3 separate regions of the Homo sapiens genome follow, and regions 2 and 3 are each linked to region 1. Evidence: chromatin contacts called from ENCODE Hi-C or POLR2A ChIA-PET data. All regions are on one chromosome and are shown on one strand. The core of a region is the stretch at or near the end of the contact, and the rest is flanking DNA. Distances in the headings are between cores, read along the strand shown.

The links. Hi-C counts contacts between places; a loop is a spot of excess contacts on that map. ChIA-PET counts read pairs that join two places held with the same protein, here RNA polymerase II (POLR2A). Pooled maps may share reads with other maps.
Region 2: a pooled map shows a loop between it and region 1 (5-fold over the local background). The contact joins the promoter of RAB5IF here to the promoter of ITCH in region 1. A Hi-C loop is called at or near these places in 1 of 50 pooled maps. POLR2A ChIA-PET finds 5 or more read pairs at or near these places in 2 of 52 experiments (GM10248 and GM12878).
Region 3: a loop to region 1 is called in a map with no recorded cell type, with 6 times the contacts of the local background. The contact joins the enhancer-like site here to the promoter of ITCH in region 1. A Hi-C loop is called at or near these places in 1 of 37 single-sample maps with no recorded cell type and 5 of 50 pooled maps. POLR2A ChIA-PET finds 5 or more read pairs at or near these places in 1 of 52 experiments (K562).

What each region holds. Positions count from the first base shown.
Region 1 is chr20:34,362,015-34,364,547 of GRCh38, reverse strand. It overlaps ITCH (itchy E3 ubiquitin protein ligase), which reads right to left and starts at 1,275. Exons shown (of 25, transcript NM_031483.7): 1 at 1,199-1,275. RefSeq lists a silencer at 741-970.
Region 2 is chr20:36,604,509-36,607,041 of GRCh38, reverse strand. It overlaps RAB5IF (RAB5 interacting factor), which reads right to left and starts at 1,263. Exons shown (of 4, transcript NM_018840.5): 1 at 977-1,263. The coding sequence starts at 1,090. All of the region lies in intron 2 of TGIF2-RAB5IF (TGIF2-RAB5IF readthrough), which reads right to left. RefSeq lists enhancers at 1-118, 1,470-1,609, 2,340-2,389 and silencers at 960-1,269, 1,949-2,348.
Region 3 is chr20:36,466,524-36,469,056 of GRCh38, reverse strand. The region is part of intron 7 of DLGAP4 (DLG associated protein 4); the gene reads right to left. Among named protein-coding and RNA genes, the nearest start is that of MYL9, 74 kb to the left of the region's middle. RefSeq lists an enhancer at 1,373-1,422. Within about 2 kb of position 1,261, at least 27 of the 41 ENCODE cell types and tissues checked have a DNase peak (open chromatin) inside an H3K27ac peak, as active enhancers do.

The sequences.
Region 1 (2,533 bases), core at 26-2,525:
TACACATAGCAAGCTCTCAGCAGATCTGCCATGAGAACTTCACCTCAACTGATAAACCATTCCTTAGCCGATTTTGAGAATGGAAATACACTGCCTTTACATACTTCCTGAAGATCGAATTCTATCAGGAAAAGATGCAGGAGAACCCACCTAAGTGGGTGGCTGGCTCCAGGGTCTTACTAATTTTCAAGGCAAAAATCCCACAATTCCCCATCCCCCACTCCAAACCAAGTATACTGTAGCTGTGGAAGAATGGCAGAAAATGTAATAAGATTAGGATACGAATACAACCAAGAAAACAAGGTTGCGTTGTTATTGGGGATAATGAATTCCTGGCCCTTTACAAGTTCACCTGGTTACATGTCCAACTAACTTTAGGCCCAGCGTCTACTTCGGGCGCACAAATTCTGCGATTCTCTTTTCTGTCGCGGACGGGAACTGTCTTGGAAAACTTGAGTTCTCCACTTAAAAGTCATGTCATCATGCTTCGACCCTTAGAATACGTTCAACGGCTACTTTTTTCTTTTCTCTGCTAAAGAAAAGGGCACTCTCCGGAGGAAGGGCAGTGACAGCTCCACGTCTGCAAAAGTCGGCGCCGCCACGACGGTGGCGGACGTCGGGGAGGGCGCCGGAGCCGGGACCACCACGCCGGGGGGACAATGGAAGGAGGAGGCGAGTGGGAGAGAGAAGGGGAGGCAGCCGCTGTGCTGGGCCCTTCTAGCGACTGGGGGCTCGGAAAAGTCTCGAGAAGGCCAGCTGGGTGGCGGGGGACCCGGCCGCCGCCCCTCACAGGGCCACGTCGCCCGCGCCGGCCCCGCCGCCGGGCCCCGCGCGTAGGCCGAACCGCTGGAGAGTGGCCCCAGGCGGGGCTGAGGGGCGAGGGGCCGGACGGTACCCACGCCCGTCGTGGCCCAGCCCTTTCACAACTTGGAGCCCGCGAGGCGAAGGCCTCCGGAAGCCTGTGCCAGACACTGATCCCTCCGAACGTCCAGACAGCCCACCCCCACCGCCCGGCCCGGGCCAGTAGCCCGAGCTCCCCGCGCCCCCGACAGACACCGGCTCTGGAAGAAGGAGCAGCCGCGGCTCTGGGGTCCCGAACCGCGCGTCCCACTCCTCTACCCTTGTTCTCCCCGAACATTCTCATCCGGACTCCCTCCCTCTCCCGAGAACTGCCCCGAGTTCGCCCACGGGGGTTTACCGGGACTCGGGGCGGCGGCGACTCCTCAGTCCCTAGACTAAGATGGCAGCCGGTCCCGAGCCCCGACCACAGCTACTAGAGCGAGTTAGCAGCTAAAGCGCAGGCGCCTGAGCGCGGAAGTGGTCTAGACTACAAGCCCCAGCAGGCCTTGCGCGCCAGCCGTCCGGCCCGCCCCTGGCTTGAAGAGCTGGCTGCGGTGGTAAATCAGTTAAATCCCAGTTTTCCTCAGCTCCAGGTGAGATGGGCGCGAGCGGCTCCCAGCACCTCCAGGCTTTTTTTTTTTTTTAACACCCCGCCCACCAGAGCCTATAAGGACTGTGATTCTCAAACTATGGTGTGCATCAGAATCACCTAGAGAGCTTATTAAAACTTACACTGCTGACCCCCACCCCCAGAGTTTCTGATCAGAAGATCTGGCATAGGAGGATAGGGTCTGATAATTTGCATGTCCAACAAGCTGTCTAGTGATACTGCTAGTGAGTGAAATCATAATTTGAGAACCAATGGGCTATATAGCTTAGTTTATAACTTAGTTGTTCTTTTTTCTTTTTCTTTTCCTTTTCTTTTTTTTTCTTCTTTTTGAGATAAGGTCTCACCCTTCACCCAGGCTGGAGTGCAGTGGTGCAGTCATAGCTCACTACAGCCTCACACTCCTGGGCTCAAGCGAGCCTCCCACCTGGGCTTCCTGAGTAGCTGGGACAGCAGTTGAGCACCACCACACCCGACTAATTTTGTTCTATTCTTTGTAGAGATGGGGATGGGGTGGAGTGCGGATGGGATGGGGCGGGAATAGGGCCACGGTGTCGCCATGTTGCCCAGGCTGGTCTCCAGCTCCTGGGCTCAAGCGATACTCCCTCCTCGGGCCTCCCAATCGCTGAGATTACAGATGTGAGCCACTGCACCTGGCCTGGCTTAGCCTTTAACAATGTACATTAAAGGGCGTGGTTAAAAAGAAAATAAAAGAAAAAAAATGTACACTTGAGAGTTACACTGACCGGATTCAAATCCTCCCTTTTCTACCTTTTAACTGGGTGCCCTTAGGGATGATGACAACAGCTTAGTGGAGCCAACGTGGCCTGTCCGGTATTCTAAGAGCTGATACCAAGCTCCCTTTATTCTCACAACAAACCTATTACAGAAATACCATTATTATCCCCATTTTACAAATATATAAACTAAGTCACATACTTGATAAGAACCCAGGCAGTCTGGCGTGAAAGTCCGTTGTCTTAACCTTCTTCATGGATTGCTTGTGAGAAATAATAGGCTATGCAGGCAGAGACTCAGAGGTATGACTAAGTGCTCAATACTTAGTGACCTTTGCTATTACTGTTT
Region 2 (2,533 bases), core at 14-2,513, 2.2 Mb before region 1:
AGATTCCAGAAACCAGTCCTTATACAAGAAAAGAAAGAAATGACACAGCAGATTAGAGACTGCAGGTTTTGCAAGAGCTGGGCAGGGCTGGGGGCAGAACAAGGGCACCTTCAGGAAGTGCCTCCCATCCCCCTTTACAGGAACTTCAGGAAGGAAAATCCACTTCGGCAGCCCAGAAAACCAAGAAATGACTGCAAATATAATACGCTTTTCAAGCTACCTGGAATCAAGCTGTTTGTGATGGCCCCTTCCAGATCATGGAGCAGAGTTACGAAGCATCCTCCGAATGGGACGAGTAAGAACGTTCTGAAGTCCCAACCAATTCTCGCACATATCTGGTGGCGTTTCTCCACCCCCACACCTCACACTCACCCAGCGGGTGGTCTCAGTCTCCCCTCTTGACTCATGCTTATCAAAGTATTCGGTCCTTTACATTCAACAAGCAACAGCAGCTCAAGATTAGCGAGCCTCACTATGTGCAAAAGGCTTTAATGTACCACAGTACCCCACTTCAGAGTTATTCTGAGTTAAACGAGATTCCGCTTGCAGAGCACCTGGCACGTAGAAAGCATTCTCAGCAGAAGTCTGTTACTGTTAATGTTTGTGCTACTTAATTCGAAAGAAACAAGTAACCTACTCAAAACCCTACTGCACATAAAAGGCGGAGGCCGAATCGAATTCAGCTCCCTTTCCCAGTTCAGGCACAAACCCTGCCCGCGAATGACAACGCCTCTCCCCGCTCCTCGCCAATTCCGCATAACTAGGGGGCTTCATCCTTAGGCCACCCTTCGGGGAGCTCCAAGCCCAGCTGTCCGCCCAGTGCCCGCCAAGTTTGCTCTGACACCCTTGGGCCACCCGCCCCACTGCCCTACTCGATTGTGCCGGAACGAGGACGAGGGCAGGCCCGCGCCAGTCTTCCGTTCCCCGAGTCCCAGCCGACTCCTCGCACCCGCGCCCTGTTCAGACTCCACCGTACCTTATCCTCCCAGGCCGCGTCGCTCCGCAGCACCTTACTCCAGACGGAGACTTTGAGGGCCCCGTTGGCCAGCTGCGGCTGAGGCGGCTCCTCCTTCCGCCGCCCGCCGCTCATCCTCCCGTCGCGCCGCCCGGGCCGGGCCTGGGGCGCGCGGGCTGAGCCAAAGGGAGTCGGGGTCTAGGGTCGCAGGTCACGGCGCGGGGCGGCTGCAGGCTCAGCGGCCCGGTCCTGCGGCGCGCTGCGGTTCCTCACAACCTGGCCAAGCTACCCGGTTCCGCCGGCTCTACAGAGCAGGCGCCGCGAAGGGAGGGGCGGTGCAGTGTCGCGCGCCCTCCCGCCGACGTGCTCACGCAGCCAATCGGCGACCGCGAAGCCATCCGAGTGAAACAGCGACCGGCGCCTTGGCGCAAGCGCGCTACTCGTGGCGGAAATGACGTCAGCATCCGCCGGGCTCGCGGTAAGGTGTGAGGGGAGGGACAATCTTGGTAGAACGGTGACATGGGCGCCAGGAGGCGCTGTGGAGACCGAGGAGGTAGGGGAAAACCGAGGCTGGACGTCAGCGTCGCCCAGTCGGCCACAGCTGCCCCTCGAGCAGCGAGTGGGGCAGGAGCGGCTCTACCTTTCCTTGCGACCTACTCGCCTGCTGAGCCCAGACCTTGCTCCAGGGTAGCTCCAAGCTGCCCCACAGGATTTAGCCCGCTTATTTTCTCCCCTAACCCTGCAAGTTCTGTAGGGCCTTGTTGAAGATGTTAACTCTTCTGTAATAACTAACCATTTCATCTTGCCCAGCACCCTCTTTTGGCACACGAGAGCCCTGAGACCCCAAAAGAGGAAATGAGATTCTGAGGCCGTATAGCAAGGTGGACCCAACCGGGGACTCCTGGGCGGCAAATACAAGGATTGGGTTAGGTATCAGGATATCTGAGTGTTCACATACAGCGTCCTCACCATGTGCTGCGTCAGTGGTTCACAAAGTGAGCTTCCGGATCAGCAGCGGCCGTATCGCCTGGGAACTGGGTAGAGGCGCAGGTTCTCGGCCCCCATTCCACGCCTACTGACTCAGAACCCCTGGGGATGGGGCTCCTTCCGGTGGCCCTCCAGGTGGTGCCAGGCTCACTGTGCTGGTAAGTCCAGAGACCAAGGCACATCCCTTCTGGACAGTGGATTTTTTTTTTTTTTTTTTTTTGAGACGGCACGGTCTCTGCTCACTGCAACCTCCACCTCCCGGGTTCAAGCGATTCTCGTGCCTCAGCCTCCCACGTAGCTGGGATCACAGGCGCCCACTACCACGCTCCACTAGTTTTTTTTGTATTTTAGTAGAGACGGGGGTTTCACTATGTTGCCCAGGCTGGTCTCGAACTCCTGAGCTCAGGCAATCCGCCCATCTTGGCCTCCCAAAGTGCTAGGATTACAGGCGTGAGCCACCTCACCCGGCCTCTGGACAGTGGATTTATAAAGACAAGTAATGTATCTGGTACCTGGGTGTGTCTGACTCCAGAATCTGTGCTCTTAACCGTTAAACTTTAAAGCTGAGAGTATCTTTTTTTTTTTTAAACA
Region 3 (2,533 bases), core at 12-2,511, 2.1 Mb before region 1:
ACTTTCCAAAGTTGGATAAAGATCTACTGAGATAATGTGTATGAAAGTGCTCTGCAAATCAAAACAAACTAAACAAATATTAAAGATCCAGAACCAACGTGCTGAAACAAAACAAAAAGAATGAATATACGGGAGAATGAGCAAATTTACGAGAAAGCAACTGGCTCCAGATGGTCATCAAATGAATTACTACAATGGAAAGGGACAGCATAGGTCACTCTAGTCCACTGTTCCAAAGTCCAAATAGCATTTCTCAGGCCACCTCTGTTCCAAAGGAGCAAAAAATCTCTCAAAACCTTTGTCCAGATTTTGGTATGACGAACACGGTTACAGTTACAATTGTACCCTGCATACCACTGGGCTCAGAGTATCTGCCAAAGCAAACTGGCATACAGATGCTGGGTGTTTGCTGGAGGCAAGGGACCAGCAGGGTGAGGGGCACCTGGAGGCTGTGCCTGCCATGTGGTTGCTCTGCCTCATGACCAAGTTTGTGTTCAGAGGAGTGTGGGCTGCACACAGAGAGAATGATTGGCTGGGAGGCCTCGGCCAAGCCATCAATTTCCTGGCTGTACACTGGGACCAACCACTGCTGCCTCCCATGGTAGCCACTGTGTAAGCACTAGTCCCCTTCCCTTTCCCTCTGCCCACTGGGGATTCCTGGCTGCAGCCTGAGAAATGAGTCCTAGCCTCCGTCACTTGGCTCTCCTGTGCAAGGCACCTTGGAGACAAGTCCCTTCCCGCCTTTGTGGGTGACTGATTGCGTTGGCTGGGCCCCTCTCTGGTGGGGGCTGGCTGAGAATTCCAACAGACCCAGTGGTGGACATGCCTACTATCAGACTGGACATATACACAGCACAACTCCGGAACCTTCTCACAGTCCAGTGTGTAAAACTGCTTGTGTGAGGGTCCCTAGCTCCTCTGACTCTTCCACCTTTAAGGAATTCTAAACTGGCACCCTGACCTTCAGGATCCTTAGAAAGCAAGATTTGTGGGCTTTTAGGATAAATGTGCTTGCTCCTAATTAAAGGGAAAGAAGGCTCAGCCCCTTGGGACCCTAAAAGCAGGAGTTCCCTTTCCAAGAAGCAGAGCTGAGCTGTGGGAAGAGACACGGTTTGGAGACAGTTGGCCTTGGGCCTGAGCTACCTTTTCCTTATCTGCAAAACAGGGATGGGAAGTCCATCTGCCTCTGGCTTATTGTACAGATTTCATGAGCGCCCTTGTGGAGCCCCTGGCGCAGAGCCAGGCAAACAGCAGGTGTACAAGAAATGTGCTCAGACTGCTACTTCCTGCCCCAAACCAGCAACACCCAACATTTTCCCTTCTGGCCCATCAGAGCGCTGGCCAAGCTTTCCTAAGGGAGCACAGCATCCTCTGCTACCCCAATTGGCTCTTCCCACTCCCATGGGCCCCACCCAAACCTCACCCTCTTGTGTCATCTGGATGCCTGCAAAGCCTCCTCCCTGTTGTGATTTTTATTCATTCCAATTTACCCAGCCTGATTCATCCTCTGGAAAGTCTTCCAGTTGTGCTACCTCTGCTCTAAAACCTTCCATGCCTCCCCAGTGCCTCTGCTTTTCAGCTGTTTAACACTGCCTACAACCTCCTGGCTCCACCCAGATTTTCCAGCCAGAGCCCTGATGCCTCAGCAAAACTAGCATACTGCTGTTTCCCTAAATGCACACTTATCATCCAGCCATGCCCTCTGCACCCACCTCCCTGGAATGTCGGCACCACCCTCTGCCTCTGCAAATCCAGCTCCCCTCAAAGGGCTCTTGTTTCCTCTGGCTCATGCTCACTTCTTCCTTCTCAGACAATGCTTTTCCTCAGCAGACGCTTAATTACAGAGTGTCACACAGTCTCTCATAATTGTAGGCTTGTCTTCTTGTCAGACCATAAGTTCCTCAGGGCAGAGACGCCTTGTCTGTCTATTAATCCCCATCCTCTCAGAGCCTGGCCCAGGGCTAGGAAGGCAGGGCCGAGAGAAGGGGGGGGGAGAGAGAGAGAGAGAGAGAGAGAGAGAGAGAGAGAGAGAGAGAGAGGAGAGAGAGAGAGAGAGAGACAGAGACAGAGAGAGAGAGAGAGGAGAGAGACAGAGAGAGAGAGAGAGAGACAGAGAGAGAGAGAGAGAGAGCAAGAGCGAGAGACTCGCTTTGACCACTTGGGACCACTTCTCTTGCTCCTATCCCATGAGGAAACTGTTCACTGGCCAAACCAGACCTCAGGGCTCCAGGCCAGTGATGTACAGAGACGAGGGAGCCCGGGGGAGGGAGGCAGAGATGTGGCTCTAGTCTTGCTCTGGGATCCTAGGCATCCCTACCCGTCCCTGGGCCTGCCTCCATGCTGTGGAACAGCCATGTTTTAGCTCTAGAATGTGGCTTGTATTTCTCTTTAAGGTAGCCTTGGTTTCTAAGAATGGGTGGGTCTGTCTGTTAACACAGCTGATTCCAGCACAGGTTGAGTGAGGAAAGGCAGCCACAGTCAGGTCTGGGAAATCTGGGAACCCGAGAGAGATTTACACCACACACCTCATCAA